Linked DNA regions of Homo sapiens: region 1 is linked to region 2. A link is an interaction called in ENCODE POLR2A ChIA-PET data of the cell type or tissue named here. Cell type or tissue: A673. All regions are shown on one strand.

Region 1 (2,500 bases), 86 kb after region 2:
AGGAAGTCCCTGGGAAGAGCTGGTCTTGGGGAAAGATGACGAGTTAGGATTCAGAAGTGTTCAGTTTGAGATGCAAACACAGCTCCTAAGTGGAAATGCTTAACGGTATAATGGAGTTCATGGGAGAAGTCAGGCTAAAGGTGTAAAAATGGGCACCATCAGTATAATGCTATTAAAAACCATGGTGGCCAGGTGCAGTGGCTCATGCCTGTAATCCCACTACTTTGGGAGGCTGAGGTGAGCAGTTCACCTGAGTCTAGGATTTGAGACTAGCCTGGGCAACATGGCAAAACCCTGTCTCTACAAAAAATACAAAAATTAGCCAGGCATGGTGGCTCATACCTGTAGTCCCAGCTCCTCGGGAGGCTGAGGCATGAGAATCACTTCAACCCAGGAGGTGGAGGTTGCAGTGAGCTGAGATCACGCCACTACACAACAAAAGAGCGAGACTGGGCAACAGGGCGAGACTCTATCTCAAAACAACAATAAGAAAAACCATGGCAATATTGAGTTGATGTCACCAAGGGACTGGGTGTGGGCAGAGGAAGAACCAGGACCAGAGGAGAGCTCAGGAGAGGAGGAGCCCCACAAAGGAGACTGAGAAGGAACCAGGGAGGGAGACGGGGAGACCAGGAGGAGCCTCCTGAAGGCAATGTTTTTTGGGAGGAGGCAGTGACCAGCTGTGTGAGATGCTGCTGAGAAGGAGCTGCTGGATTTAACCAGGAGGAGGTCATTGTTGACCTTGACAAGTCATTTCAGGAGCGTTTTGGCGAAGGAGAGTCTGACTGGCATGGATTCAGGGCAGTGTGGGAAGAGAGGAACTGGGGACAGTGACTACAGACAACCTTTCCAGGAGTTTTGCTCTAAAGGAGGCAAAGGAATGCAGTAATTGTAGAGTTATGAGGTCAAGAAAGAGCTTTTGTTTTGTTTTTATGGTTTTTATGTGGGTGTGATAAAATGTGCATAATGTAAAATTTATCATTTTAGCCTTTTTTTTTTAAGAGTTGAGGGTCTTAATTAGCCAGGTGTCACGGTGTGCATCTGTAGTCTCAGCTACTTGGGAGGCTGAGGTGGGAGAATCACTTGAGCCTGGGAGGCAGAGGTTGCAGTGAGCTAAGATTGCGCCACTACACTCCAGCCTAGGTGACAAAGTGAGACTCTGTCTCAAAAAAAAAAAAAAATTACGTACATACTTATATATAAAATGAATCAGCTCCCAAGCCTCTGCTTCACTGACCAGCCAGATCTCCTCCCTGTGCTCATCACTCCATTATTTTCTTGCCTGATCCCCCTACGTCATAATCTCTGTGAGACCTAGAGCCTCATCTGTCCTTGAGTACCAAGTCCCAGCACCCAGAGCAGTGGCTGGCCTACAGGAGCACGCGATTAACACACGTGGGTGGGATGAAAGACAATGAGCAAGTGAGTGTCGTTTTAATCCCCATTTTATAGATAGGTGACAGCTTCAGAGGCCACATTACCCAGTCAGTAAACACAGTAAGCTGAGGTTCCACCCAGGCCCTTTGGCTGTGAAAGCCAAGATGAGTAGCCTGGGGGCCACGCCCCTCCCCCAGGTGCCCAGTTCATACAGGCAGGCAATTGGCAGACGTGGGGGCCTGTGGATTTGTCAGCAAGGTTGCTGGTGGGGTTTTTGTTTGTTTGTTTTGAGATAGGGTCTCACCCTGTCACCCAGGCTAGAGTACAGTCGTGTGATTTCAGCTCACTGCAACCTCCACCTCCTGGGTTCAAATGATTCTCCCACCTCAGCCCAGATCTGGAGTAGCTGTAGCTGGACTACAGACAAGCGCCACCATGCCCGGCTAATTTTTGTATTTTTGGTAGAGACAGGGTTTCACCATATTGGCCAGGCTGGTCTCGAACTCCTGACCTCAAGTGATTCACCTGCTTTGGCTTCCCAAAGTGCAGGGATTACAGGCGTGAGCCACCACGCTCAGCCTGCTGGGTGGCTTTTTCTTTTTTTCTGACATAGGGTCTCGCTCTGTTGCCCAGGCTGGAGTACAGATCTCCATTTACTGCCGCCTTGACTTGCTAGGTTCAAGCGATCCTCCCATCTCAGCCTCCCTAGTAGCTGGGACTACAGGCACACACCAACACCCCCGGCTTTTTTGTTTGTTTGTTTGTTTTTTGTAGAGACAGGGTCTCCTTGTGTTGCCCAGGCTGGTCTCAAACTTCTGGGCTCAAGCAATCCTCCTGTGTGGGGATCGCAAAGTGCTGGGATTACAGGCATGAGCCGCCACACCCAGCAGAATTTTAATTTAAAAGCTCAGCTTAAACACCTCATGATGCTTACACATTTGGTACATTTTTAACAATCGTTGATTGTTCAACTCCATCCGTCTCAGAGTTAAAGACACAGGATAAGGAAAACATCTCCTTATCCAAGTGATTTGGGGTGGTATTCCCAGCTGTCTGAGGCTGTACATTGACCAATTATTTTGGCCATGACTCAGAGTTCCCCTATCCTGCTATCCTGAGATCA
Region 2 (2,500 bases):
TTCAACCCTAGCCATATGGAGCCTGGAGAAGGGGAAGTGAGATGCTGCCCTGCCCCACAGCGGAAGGGAGGGGAGAAGTTACAGCTCTGTTTCCTGGGATCCACTCTGTGGGCATTGGACACATAGGCATGTGGGAGACCCCATGCCTCAGTTTTCTGGGGCTGAATGGCCGTGGCTGAGTTGGGGCAGGGACTTCCTATTGGTTCAAAACCAACACAGGACGTATCTAGGAGTTGATCCAGTCTCTTGGCAGCTCAGATGCATAAATTCTGTGACCCAGGCGACTTGAGGAAAAGTATTTTCCACCTTTCTGGGCTGCCATATGCTCTTAGTTACCTGAAGCCCCTGGGCTAAGGAGCGGTGGAGCCAGCACTTTGGAAGGAGCTTTGGCTTTCCCAGGGGCCGGACAGGTACCCCTGGGACAGAGGGCGCCCCCTCATATCTTGACCCTCCTTTGACCTCCAACTCATTGCAGGGACTTCTTGCCTCGAGGATCTGGCATTGTCACCCGACGTCCCCTGGTCTTGCAGCTGGTCAATGCAACCACAGGTACGTGCCCTCCTTCACCAGCAGCCAGGCCTGCCCACTCCAGCCTCTCCCCCGTCCCCAAGCTGAGGGCCAGCCTGGCCACGAACTTGCTTGCTGTGTGACTGTGGGCCTCGTTCCCCTTAGGGATAGCGGGGATCAAAATACATAATGGAGACGTGGGTGGTGGTTCTGCTTGGGTGTGTCTAGGGGGTTCTATTACCGGTGGGAGATGAAAACCCCCAGGTGGGGTTCCAGACCTTGATGCCTACTGCCCTTCCCCTGCCCGCTTCTGGAGCAGAATATGCCGAGTTCCTGCACTGCAAGGGAAAGAAATTCACCGACTTCGAGGAGGTGCGCCTTGAGATCGAGGCCGAGACCGACAGGGTCACCGGCACCAACAAGGGCATCTCGCCGGTGCCTATCAACCTCCGCGTCTACTCGCCGCACGGTGAGGACCCTGGCCCCGCCCTAACCTCTAAGAATCATTTTCTTGGCCACGCACCTCTGCGTGCCTCGCTCCTCCTGCAGACTCCGCCCCTAGAATGACCCTGCCTCTGCATCATCCTATTCCAAGCTCCACCCTGCCGTGATTCCGCCCACTTCCGGCCACGCCTCCAACAGACTGCCACTTTCGCCCTGAGATTTCCTAGTCCCACCCACCTGCCACCCTGCTCCCAAGCAGCTTCTCTAACCCCGCCCTATTCTTTAACCTCGCCCGCGGCCACGCCCCTCGCCTTGAGCCCGCCCTCTCGCCGCCCTGTCCAGTGCTGAACCTGACCCTGGTGGACCTGCCCGGAATGACCAAGGTCCCGGTGGGGGACCAACCTCCCGACATCGAGTTCCAGATCCGAGACATGCTTATGCAGTTTGTCACCAAGGAGAACTGCCTCATCCTGGCCGTGTCCCCCGCCAACTCTGACCTGGCCAATTCTGACGCCCTCAAGGTCGCCAAGGAGGTGGACCCCCAGGGTAGGTTCCCACCCGGTGGCCAATGCACAAAACCCCAGGCTTGCAGGCTGTCTATTCTTAGTGTAAAGGGGAGCCTCTGAACGGTCTAAGAATAGCGGTGGGATCAGATTTGTACCTTTAAAAATCACTTTGGGGGTCAGGCATGGTAGCTCATGCCTGTAATCCCAGCACTTTGGGAGGCCAAGCCGGGAGGATTGCTTGAGCCCAGGAGTTCGAGACAAGGCTGGGCAACCTAGTGAGACCCCATTTCTACAAAAAATTTAAAAATTAGCCGGGCACCGTGGTGCACGCTTGTGGTCCCAGCTACTCGTGAGGCTGAGGCCAGAGAATCACTTGAGCCCAGGAGGTTGAGGCTGCAGTGAGCCCTACTCGCACCACTGCAGTCCAGCATGGGCAAGAGTGAGACCCTGTCTCAAAAAAGAAAAAAAGGCTGGGTGCAGTGGCTCATGCCTGTAATCCCAGCACTTTGGGAGGCCAACTTGGGAGGATCGCTTGAAGCCAGGAGTTGGAAACCAGCCTGGCAACAAAGCGAGATCCCATCTCTAACAAATAAAAAAACAAGAAGAATAAATAAAAATCATTTTGGCTACTCTGTGGAAAATGAATAAGGGGGAAAGAGAGGAGGCAGTGAGCAGGCAGGGGGCCGAGGAGAGCAGGGGGATGGGAGTGGGAGTGCATGGAATTGTGTGTGAGAGCGGGTGCAGCTGTAGACGGCCCTCCTGCTGGTGCACCCAGGCCAGCGCACCATCGGGGTCATCACCAAGCTGGACCTGATGGACGAGGGCACAGATGCCCGTGATGTGCTGGAGAACAAGCTGCTCCCCCTGCGCAGAGGTAAGCAGGCCATGCCCCTCAACCACTCCCCAGCCCTTCCCCACCCTTCCCCTCCTCTTGAGGCTGGTTGCCCTGACCTTGATACTGTTCACAGGCTACATTGGAGTGGTGAACCGGAGCCAGAAGGACATTGATGGCAAGAAGGACATTACCGCCGCCTTGGCTGCTG

The links. Peaks named below come from ENCODE experiments on the same cell type or tissue, not always from the same donor. Only the 100,000 strongest peaks of a DNase experiment are listed, where the experiment ranks them.
Region 1: POLR2A ChIA-PET joins it to region 2 with 5 read pairs; 10 of 35 experiments call an interaction of 5 or more read pairs at or near these places.

The regions. Positions count from the first base shown.
Region 1 is chr9:128,303,732-128,306,231 of GRCh38, forward strand. TRUB2 (TruB pseudouridine synthase family member 2) reads right to left here. Exons shown (of 8, transcript NM_015679.3): 8 at 1,428-2,500. Among named protein-coding and RNA genes, the nearest start is that of TRUB2, 17 kb to the right of the region's middle. RefSeq lists a silencer at 2,339-2,500. In A673, no CTCF peak of the experiment used is centred here; no DNase peak of the experiment used is centred here.
Region 2 is chr9:128,217,756-128,220,255 of GRCh38, forward strand. It overlaps DNM1 (dynamin 1), which reads left to right. Exons shown (of 22, transcript NM_004408.4): 2 at 476-549; 3 at 827-976; 4 at 1,294-1,497; 5 at 2,233-2,331; 6 at 2,426-2,500. Among named protein-coding and RNA genes, the nearest start is that of DNM1, 16 kb to the left of the region's middle. RefSeq lists enhancers at 69-1,025, 995-1,289, 1,026-1,981. In A673, no CTCF peak of the experiment used is centred here; a DNase peak (open chromatin) is centred at 1,136.